Linked DNA regions of Homo sapiens: region 2 is linked to region 1. Evidence: chromatin contacts called from ENCODE Hi-C or POLR2A ChIA-PET data. All regions are on one chromosome and are shown on one strand. The core of a region is the stretch at or near the end of the contact, and the rest is flanking DNA. Distances in the headings are between cores, read along the strand shown.

What was found. Hi-C counts contacts between places; a loop is a spot of excess contacts on that map. ChIA-PET counts read pairs that join two places held with the same protein, here RNA polymerase II (POLR2A). Pooled maps may share reads with other maps.
Region 2: a pooled map shows a loop between it and region 1 (2.3-fold over the local background). The contact joins two enhancer-like sites. A Hi-C loop is called at or near these places in 3 of 50 pooled maps. POLR2A ChIA-PET finds 5 or more read pairs at or near these places in 4 of 52 experiments (AG04450, HCT116, WTC11 and 1 more).

The regions. Positions count from the first base shown.
Region 1 is chr10:13,656,883-13,662,387 of GRCh38, forward strand. FRMD4A (FERM domain containing 4A) reads right to left here. Exons shown (of 25, transcript NM_018027.5): 20 at 3,434-3,671; 21 at 2,441-2,608; 22 at 1-640. Among named protein-coding and RNA genes, the nearest start is that of PRPF18, 73 kb to the left of the region's middle. RefSeq lists enhancers at 3,386-3,435, 3,766-3,825. Within about 2 kb of position 3,294, at least 15 of the 41 ENCODE cell types and tissues checked have a DNase peak (open chromatin) inside an H3K27ac peak, as active enhancers do.
Region 2 is chr10:13,884,294-13,889,798 of GRCh38, forward strand. The region is part of intron 2 of FRMD4A (FERM domain containing 4A); the gene reads right to left. Among named protein-coding and RNA genes, the nearest start is that of FRMD4A-AS2, 100 kb to the right of the region's middle. RefSeq lists an enhancer at 2,887-3,016. Within about 2 kb of position 3,243, at least 3 of the 41 ENCODE cell types and tissues checked have a DNase peak (open chromatin) inside an H3K27ac peak, as active enhancers do.

The DNA of each region.
Region 1 (5,505 bases), core at 2,044-4,543:
CTGCGATCGCGACGGCGTCAGGCGGCCCGTGTCGCCCTCGTCGCCGCCGCCGCCGCGCCAGCTCTCCTTGAACAGGCCGCCCGCCGTGTAGGAGTTGGACGTCTTGAACTGAGCCTTGACGCTGTAGTGGCCCTCCTGGTCGCTCTCCAGGCTGCGCACCACCACGGGCGTGGCGCCGCCCTCGATGTACAGCGGGTACTCCTTGATGCGGTACTGCGAGCTGGGCTGGCTCTGGCTGTGCAGGTACACACCGCCCCCCGCGCCCCCCGCGCCCCCCGCACCCCCGCGCGCCGCCAGGTTGGGCATGCTGCCCGAGCTGGCTGAGCCCAGTGCGCCCGCCGCCCGCTGCCGCTGCCTCTGCCTCTGGCGCGCCTTGGACGGCGAGTCCTCGGCCAGCGTGGAGTAGTTGGCGTTCATCTGCGCCGGGTAGTAGTGCTCCGAGCTCGAGTGGCTGGTGCACGACGAGCAGTCGTCCATGGGGTCTGAGCCGTTGCTGCTACGAGTCCGCGGGGTGTAGAAGTCGGGGCTCCCGGTGTCGTTTTCCGAGCCCAGGAGCTTGCCCTGGGACTCCAGGCTGGAGCTCCGGTGCCTAAAGTGCAGTGCGAGGCTGTGCAGTCGGGTGGGGCTGATGTCCACCGACCTGCCGGGAGACGACCCGGGTTGGTCTGGGGGTGGGGAGTGGGCCCAAGGAGGGGTGCTCCGGGGAGGAGGGGGTCCTGAGGAGGGCACTGGGTGTCTGCACGCGGGCGCAGGCCCCAGCCCAGCAAGCCAGAGTCTCACTCAGCAGGGCTGCCCCAGGGATCCGGGAACTGCCCATTGCGGGAGGTGAACCTGGGGTCTCCACCATGATTCCCAGTGGGAAGTGGGACTGAAGCTAGGACTCACAGAAAGGTTTCGATTTCTGGGTTTTTTTTTTTTTTTAAATAATTCTATAGACACAAAGAGAATCACAGAATCCTTAGTATCATGTTAAACCAGATAGGGCTGGGCACTGTGGTCCACGCCTGTAATCCCAGTGCTTCAGGAGGCTGAAGAATTGCTTGAGCCTGGGAATTTGAGACCATCCTGTGCAACACTGTAAGACCTCATCTCTTACAAATAAATTAGAAAATTAGCTGGGTGTAGTGTTGTACACCAGGGGTCCCAGCTAGTCAGGAGGTTGAAGAGGGAGGATCACTTGAGGATGCAGTAAGCTATGATCAAACCACTGCACTCCAGCCTGGGCAACAGGGCAAGACCCTGTCTCTCTTAAAAAAAAAAAAAAAAAAAAAAAAAGAAAACACAAACCAGATGAAATGTCCCTATTTACAGATCAGATAAAAGCAGTCCTACAGAGGCCCTTCATATTGTTTAACCAAATACTATTACATGATCCATATAAATAGACTCCCCTTTCCTGTGAAAACTGGGAAATAGAAGGTTGGTGGCAAATGAGATAATTAAACAATGAATGATGCAAATACTCACCATACCATTACTTTATAATTCATTCTGCTCGTTTGAGTCCACTCAGGGCTTAGGGAAGTGCAAAACAGTATCACATGGCAGATGATGTTGCCCGATGCTGGGACTGCATGTGAACTTCACAGCGGCCCCACGGGCCAAGCACAGGAAGAGGCGAGTCCCACTTCCGACTGCCACTCAGAAGGGGGATGAAAGCCCCCATCACGTGGCCCTCCGTGATCTGGTTTGCTTCTTTTTAGAAAAAGAAGGTGTGGCTAGGAGCGGTGGCTCACGTCTCTAATCCCAGCACTTTGGGAGGCCAAGGTGGGTGGATCACCTGAGGTCAGGAGTTCCAGACCAGCCTGGCCAACATGGTGAAACCCCGTCTCTACTAAAAAATACAAAAATTAGCCAGGCGTGGTGGTAGGTGCCTGTAATCCCACCTACTTGGGAGGCTGAGGCAGGAGAATCGCTTGAACACGGGAGGCAGAGGTTGCAGCGAGCCAAGATCGCGCCACTGTACTCCAGCCTGGGTGACAGAGCAAGACTCCATCTCAAAAAAAAAAAAAAAAAAAGAAACAGAAGGTGTGATTCACTGAAGCCTCATTTTTGCCTGGCTCTTTTGCTCTTTATGAATTTACATTTTGAGGCACTAAAGGAAGTCCAGTATAAATTTAGGCCTCAGTAGAAAGATAGAAGACCTCTTCCCATGCTAACCCAGCCAGCCTCTGTGGCCTCTGCTTTGCTTAGGAAACTTTCCATGCTCCCTGTCTCCAGAAGCCCGGGGATTCTTTGGCTGACTCCAAGTGCCCTGTGCATGGGTCTCTTGGCTAACGGGGGTTGACTGCTGCCAGCTTGGTTTTTTATTCCGCTTCATTTATCCTCCCAGGTTCAGGTCTGACTGTAGCTCATCCATTATTTGGGCCAGCTTGGGGCTGACAATGCCCAATTTTAAAAAGGAAGGCTTGGTCTGAGCAGGAAGGCCAGGCAGACTCACCTCGTGGAATGGACGTAGTGGGGACTCCGGACCCGCAGGTCTGGCGTGGACGGCATGCTGGACTGGGAGTTCCAGTGCGGGAGGCCGCGGATGGGGCTGTTCTGCAAGGAGTTGCTTCCTCCGCCGGCTTCCGCACAGCTTCCTGTGCTGGGGAAGCGCTTGTGGCTGCTGCAAAGCCAAGGATGCCACGTGGTCACCGCCAGACAGACAGCACCTTTCCTGGGGGGCTGGCTAGTTCAGGACAATGATCCCAGCATGTGGGGAAAGCTCGCCCGTGACTCCCACCTCGCTTGGTCAGACCTCTACTGTGGTTCTCAGCCTTTCCCCAGCAGGGGGTATGCCCTCCCCCCTCCCAACCTAGGCAATATGAGAGGAAAACCCTGGTCAGCCTTCTCTGTGTCAGGCAGTGTGACGGTCCTGCCCTTACAGTTTTTGTTTTCCAAGAAACAAATATTTACCTGTCCTGGCACCCCCCTTGGAGCTTGGTAGGGTGATTAAAGGAAATGGGAAAAACAGAGAAGCAGACCGAAAATGCCTTCCCCCCCAAAAAAAACCTCCCTACAAAGTCAGCCCGGTAATGAGCTGATAATACACAGCTTGGATTACAGCTGCTTGGCTGGAGAATTCTGCTGGATGAGGGGGTAGAGTTCTGAACCACTCTGCATTTGCTCCGAGTGGACTTTCACTTGCTATTTCAGAATAGCGCTGCCTGAGATTTCCTAATTAATTCCTCTGGAATTTAACAGCATTCAAACCATCTGCCATCACGTTGATTGTGGGCCAAAGCCCCAATTTCTCTGAGTCACAAAAATGTACCTCAACAGTGTCGGCAGCAGAGGGCGCTGTGAGCACGGCCCCGTGAAAGGCAAACCCCACGGGGAGGAACTAGGTTGATGTGGATTTTGTCACCGTGGATGCTACTTGGGACGGCCCTTTGATTCTTCCAGAGCATAGAGGGAGGCCTCATTTGGCCTCATTCACGATGCAGCTCACCTGGAATGGCTGTGAGAGGAGCGCTTCTTGACCTTCTCATAGGGTTCATCTAAAGAGGACTCACTCCACATTTTGGGCTTGATGGGTGACTTGTCATAGTCGTTGCGGTGATAGTGCATCTGTCGGAGTCCCTCCAGGGACTGGGGAGGAGGAGGCCTGTTGTGCGACGGTGGCCGAGGAGGGAGTCCCTTGTGAGGAGAATGTAGGGGGGATATTGTGCTGGTAACCTGAGAGTCTTCTGCACAAAGACAGGAAGAGAGGAACTGAGCCCCGGTCATCCTTCCCACAGGCTGAGACAGAACCCCTACACCCCTCCACCCGCACCTTGGAGCCACACAGCCAAACCCACACCTTCACCCCTGTGATGAGAAACCCTGAAACTCTTCCCCAGTTGCCAAGACAAGTCAAGACGAGTCAAACCAAACCAGGGCAAGCCAAACCTCCACTGCAGGCGGGATTGCATGGGAAGAGATGCGTCACTTTTGATTAGACACGAATGGAGTGAAGTCTGAACGTCATTAAATACCACCAACAAATGACTGCTTCACACTAAACAGCAAAATGTAGTTACTGCTGTAGTGCTAAGTTGTCTTTCAACAGATGCTAAGCATCTGATTCACTGTGGGAGGGTCTGAGTTCTGGGAGAGTTTTGTCTGTTTCATCTGCTGCTAGATCCTCAGCCGACACATAGTAGGTGCTTGATAACCATTGGTTGGAGAAGAAAAAATGAATGAGGGTCTATATGTCCATTGTAAATACCTGCTGGGTGGATCGGGTGTCTACTCTGCTTTTTTCCCCCAGAGCTGTGTTTATTCTCTTTTAATCTCTTCCTCTATATTTTAATTTTGAAACTGCCTTAACTTTTTTAAGGAGATGAGCTACAAAGATTATGTATTAATAAATGATTCCCTGCCTCCAGGAAAGAAATGATCTAACACGTCAGTGCGCTAGAGGACTTTCAGAAAAAGCAAATTCAGTGAGTCTAGGAGGTGCTGTGGGAGAGGCTGGTCTTGAAGGGGCTTGAGCAGTGGGCAGGCAAAGAGGAGGAGGAAGGAAGGGCTTGAACCAAAGTGTGGAGGCCCTGAGGGCAGGGTACCAGCTGCAGGCACATCTGGCCAGGCAGGGGCTGGTGAGGAGGGGCAGGGGGAGTAAGGGCAGAGCTCTGGCCAGCACAGCCGCCTTCTGTGTGCACCATGTGAGCCAAGAGCCCGACTGATGGGGGCCTGGAATTCCGAGTTGAGATTTTGAAAAGCCACAGGAAAACTTTGCGATGTCTTAAGCACGGATGCGTCGGAGTGAAAAATCCTGTTTTAGAACTATTCACCTGGCAGTGTTCTAAAACTAGAAAGGAAGGGAGAGAGACTAGAGAGGGGGATGAATGAGGACTTCAGGCTAGGGCAGGTCAGCATTGAGAAGAGAGAGGAGGGAACGATTCAGGCTTCACAGGGAAGGCAGACATGGGAGGTGGAGGGGAAAAAAGCACAGAAGCAAACCTTACAACCAACCAACTACCATTCACTTGCCCCTAAATCCATTTCCAGCGACTTGTTTCACAGCCTAATTCTCAGTCCCCCAGCCGTGGACACCCACTATGCACCCACTCCTCCTTTGCCCTCAAATCAGTAAAGGAAGAGTCCCCAGAAAGAGACCCTGCAGTGGGACTGTGGCAAAAGGATGTGCCGACACCTGTGAGGAAGTCCAGGGGTCTGCATCTGGAACACGGGGAAGAAGCTGGAATCACGGAATGATATCTCAAAATTACCCCGTGACATTACCTATTGCTCCAGGCACCCCTCTACTACCAAGGAATCTCTCAATTTTTCTTCCCTTTCCAGGGGAGACTGGGATACTCAGAGGCCAACCGCAGGGCTGGGATCTCTGATGCTCAAGCCCCCCATTTCCTTGTAGCCCAATGGCGTCCCCGGCTTGTAATGAAGCAGACAAATATATTCCAATCTGATTTCTAATAGCACAGCCAAGGTGACTGGGTAAATAATCCGCCAGACTTTCCTCACATCAAGAGCAATCATTATTATTATTGCAATTATCATTATTACTATGACTAGTGTGGA
Region 2 (5,505 bases), core at 1,993-4,492, 230 kb after region 1:
CTTGTTGCATTAATGACTTGGGTGGAATATAATAAATAAAAATAGGAGTTGAAAATCTTCCTAATTAATGGCAATAAATGGGAAGTAGACAAAGAACATTATGGGGTGATTACAGTGTTGCCTTTTTTGTTCAGAAAAGGATGCAATTGCCATTCATTGAGATAATCTTGGTAATTCTTACATCTTTTCTAGAATTTTCAAGATAAAAGCTTTTTCTGATCTTTTTTGAAAATTAAAGAATTTCAGAAATTCTTAGAAATTGGTAATATAATCCACTGGGTCAAAGGCAAAGTCATCTGTCTTTTCTTCCTTCCCTTCCCCCCACCGACCTTCTCTACCTTAATGTTCCAGGACTCGCTGGAGACCCAGATGTAGTAGAGCCCTGGGCTCTCTCATCTGCTCCCAGTGATAGACCCTAATTCCTTTTCACAGCTAGAAGACTCTATTACATCCTGCCACCTGCCATCTTCACAAATCTTCCCTGTTCCCAACAAGGTAAGAATGGCTAGGGTCATGACTTTATCTGCAGAACCCTTTCTGGAAGGCTAGGTGACACTTGTGAAATATCAGAGCTAACATTTGTCCACGTATACTACTTTCTGTCTATAAAATTGATTTCAGTATTATAAGTGAGGATGCACCATTTATTTCAGTAGCACCTCCACTTCTACAGCCAGCTGGCTTCTTCTACCTCGATGGGATCATATCCCCCCAAAGTTAGCATCGTTGAGCCTTCCAGTAATATAAGTAAACAAGGTTGGAGAGGGGGAAATGCAAAGACAAAATCTCTTATTCTAGAGAAGTCTCCTTGCCTAATGCAGTAGCTCATGCCTGTAATCCCAGGGCTTGGGGAGGCCAAGGCAGGAGGATCGTTTGAGGCCAGGAATTCGAGACCAGCCTGGGAAACATAGCAAGATCCCATCTCTCCAGAAAAAAGAGTCTCCCATACTTTTTGAGAGTTAGGCGTTTCACAGATATTAACTAATTTGCTCCTCCGAATGTCACTTATAAATAAAGCAACCAAGGCTCAGAGAGACTCAGTAATTCACCCAAGGCCACATAAGCAGTGGCAGAGCTGGTTAGATGACCAAACCCAGGGCAAGATGGCGCCATCCTCCCCTCTCTGTTTGCCATGCCAGGTTGCACCACACAGATCCACATCAGGAGGCAGGGACACCAGCCTTGGCGCAGCAGCTGAGACCAGGGCGAGGTCCCTCAATGCCTGTAAGCTCTTCCTCATTTGCAAAAATGATCTAGATACCCCCTTTCATTCCTAAAGCACCATCTCTCTAAAATGTTTGATTGGCTGGATAACCCCCAGATCACATATGCACGTGGTTTGTAGACTGCACCAGGCATTGACTGTGATGGGCAGCCCTGCAGCCGTGGCTGCAGCCCTTGCTAACAGTAGCCCTTGTTACAACTGCCTTCTGTACATGGTTCTCCCCTCCTGCCAAGACCTGCAGGCTACATCTGTGCTACTGGTCACTCTGCAGTTCTTCTGTTACAAAACACTCAAGCAGCCCAATAAAAGGGGATTGAGAAGGCCGAACACTGCTCCCCATTGTGCTCCATCAGTGTCTACTTCATGTCCTCATCACCCTCCCATCTCTCCTTCTCTCTCTCTCTCTCTCTGGGCAACAGAGAAATAAATATCAGATACTTAGCAGGGCTGGCCAGTGGGAGTCGGGAGATGGGCAAGCCAGCGCTAGACTCTCCGGCTATTGGTAGGTATGTCGTCTAGCTCTGGAGGACCCACACTGTCTGGCTTCCTAGTTTGGGTTTTATCACATCTATATACTTCTTCCCAGGCATGTGGCGAGAGCGTAATGGTACATTTTCTGGTTATGAATGGCACAGCCTGGCAACTCGCCGATTATTATTTCCATTCCCTGTGATGCATTATCAATCTAATTCCCCATTACCTGCCGTTTTTGTTTTTTTTCCCATGCGTTCCCCATACAGCAAGGACAAAGAAAGGCAAAAACCCTGCAAAGAAGGCTGCATCACCAATGAACAGGCTAATCCCACAGGAAATTGTGGAGTGGTAGCTTCAAGTGTGCAGGGAGAGGTTTTGGCTAATTTGAAGTGCAAAATATCATTAAAAGGTTTGGGATTCTGCATTAGGACCAGGACTCCGGACTTTAAGGTTGGTAATGCATTACTAACTGAGGAAGAGGGGCCATACCACAGCACAGACTAAGAAAAGTTTTGACACAGGTGGGCCTAACAAGCGACACTGTGCTTTAGACCACTGGGGTTTTCCAGATTTCTTTCTTTTTTTTCCTTTATTTTTATTTTTTTAGAGACAGGTTCTCCCTCTGTTGCCCAGGCTGGAGCGCAATGGTGCAATCATAGCTCACTGTAACCTCCAACTCCTGAACTCAAACAATCCTCCCATTTTAGCCTCCTGGAGCAGCTGGGAACACAGGCACACGCCACCATGCTTGGCTGGTTTTTCAGGTTTCTGAAGTCTAAACAGATCCATGTTGGAGTGCGGTCTGCTACACTCACTCAGCGATTTGCTTATACAACCAGGGTCCGGGGAGTGCTCAACATGAGCAGCGAGTTAATGTAGTGAGTGTATGCAAGCAAAACATACGCAGTAGCCACGGATTGGCAAATAATTGCTAAGAAGGCAGGAGCAAAAAGGAACATGTGAATGTAAGTCAGAGTTTGGGGCAAAGGGTATGGATGTACCAATGCTCCTGACCACAGACAACACGTTTCTTCTTGTATTGCATCATTGAATGGCTGGAGCTCTACCTTTAAAACAAAAAGCCAGAAAACATCACACAGTGTAGAGATCGCCCTTCCTAACAAGCTAGAGCCTACAAGGAACTTCTCTGAATTAGAATTAATTATGCTGGTACATCTGTAGAGAGGTTTTGATTTGACTCAAACTGAGACTACCACTCATTTCTTCTTGATTATTTGGTAGTAATAAGGCCCCTGAACTGAACCGGATCCCCCATAGTCCTCTATTACTTTCCAACAACTGTGACTTTTATTCTTAGCAGTGACTTCCATCTTCAAGTGGAAGATGAACAATGTTTCTCTTTGGGAGGAAAATGCCCAATTTCCACTGATACAGTTAAGAACTGAGGCCGGGGGCGGTGGCTCACGCCTGTAATCCCAGCACTTTGGGAGGCTGAGGTGGGCGGATCACATGGTGAGGAGATCGAGACCATACTGGCCAACATGGTGAAACCCCGTCTCTACTAAAAATACAAAAATTAGCTGGGCGTAGTGGCACGTGCCTGTATTCCCAGCTACTTGGGAGGCTGAGGCAGGGTGGCAGAGGTTGCCGTGAGCCGAGATTGCACCACTGCACTCCAGCCTGGTGACAGAGCAAGACTCCATCTGAAAACAAAACAAAACCAAAACAAAAAACAAACATAACTGAACGCACACACACACTCATTAGCCCCCCAAATAAGCATTAGTGCAATGTACTAAACAGTAGCACCAGCTCTGACCATCTTCTGTAAACGTAAGAGAGGAACAGTGATAGGGATTTTTAAAATAATGCCACTGGTGGTAGAGCTGGTTACTTCCAATGTAAGGGTGTGTCTAAATTATTCCTTATAAGAGAAGGATGTGCTGATTCCATGAGACAACGGAAAGGGTGGCAGCTGATGGATTTAGGGAACTAAAATGAAACTGCTGTGAAGAGAATTTTTGATAAGCTGGATTTATGCTGATTCAGAAAACTTTTTGCAGAAGAGAGCATTGAAACCGTCTGGCCTTTGTGTGCAATCGTGACTCCAAAGCCCAAAGTTCCAAGAGCTATTGTACCAACTCTGGAGATGAAATTTTCTGGGAAAAACAACAACTAAAAATGGAAAATACTACTGATGTACTTCAGTCTGATTATGGCTGGAATGAACACCTCAAGATAAAATCCAGCACGCCCTTCCCCACAAGATCAGATTTTTTAGCAGCCACTTTTCCAAGATTCTCTGACTCTGATTTTGCTATTGGAGGAAAAACCCAAATATCTACATACCCTCCACAATTGATGCAATGATCCCTTTTCTTCCTTTTCTTACATCAATGCCTAACTTTTCAGAGACATCCAACATCTTTTTGTTGTTGTTCCTTTCATGACATTTCCAGAGAGAAACGGACAGCGCAGAATCAGAAATGGGTAAGGTGGGGTGAACCGATAAAAATGCAGTGTCCTGGGGAGGTCATGAGGGCACATGGGCCTGAGTTACTTGCTGATTCTATTAAGGTAAGAGAACTCCTGTTTTAGCTCAAGGGGAATATAGTTTTTAGGGTTTAGACTGAGGAATCATTAGAAGATCATTACCCTATTGCTTTCTTATGAGGTCCCAGAAATTGCTTCTAAGATGCTGAGATTTTGCACAACAAATAAACCAAAAAAGAGAAATTCTGCCACAAATGTTATCATATCAGGTGCTACCCCAAAAATAAGACATATGAATTGAAGTTACTCCTGACACTGGACTCAGACATTCTAATACTCTGTGGAGAGTAGTTTAAAAGAACTTCAAAAGCTGGTTAACTGTTAGCATGTCTATTTCTCATTTTGACATATTGAACTAGGAATTCTTCAAAAGTTATACTGTTCCTTTTCTTAAAATATGCAAAAATATCTAAGAACAAAGCTTTAGATTGTAAATTGCTCCATTATACTTTCATTCAGTATGATGCGTCAGGCTAAACGCAAGTCTTATGAGGGGTAAGTATATGGCTTGCTGGACACGTGAATTGAACTACAAGCATGCTGCACGCACGTGCGGATGCAAACACACACGCACCAGCATAAACAATGTAAACACAAGTGGTATATTCATGCAGTAAAGGCAGTAACGATCTTTGATGGTAGTCTCACCCAACACTTACTTAAAGACAAAGGTAGCCTGGCAAGTCCCCTCAATATGAGATCTCCTGAACCTTCCATATCCCTTTCTTTCACATCACAAACCAATCTCACTTTTTGCATCCACTCCTTAAGGTTGACTCAAGAGCTCTTTCCTTGGCAACTCTTGCATATCTGCTATTCCACAGAGCTCTCTCCCCAAGTTCCAGAACCAAGCAAGGAGTCACTGGATGTCTTTCCCTTTGACCTCAGGCTATAACTTCGCTGTGACAATAACATCGAGAGCTGTGCACATCTGGGATGCTGTTCTCATGGATTATGAAATCAGCAACTCACTGAACCTCAAGGGGTCTCAGTTTCCCCAATGACGAGATCATGCTAATGGCACCAGCCACCTGCCAGGTTATCAGGGGACTTGATAACAATGTCTGCAAATTACAAAGAGAACCCGTGCCATAAATAACAAGTCTTATTAATAAAATTAGTTCAAGACAAGTGCCAAAAACAATATAGCAATAGCAGCGGCAGATCACACTTGGTCAGAACAAAAGAGGGTGGAGAGATTTTCTGATCCTTATTCCTACTAAAACAATTCCCCTTTAATGAAAGAATAAGAATTTAATTTTTTCTCCCTAAAACATTACTTCTACCCACAC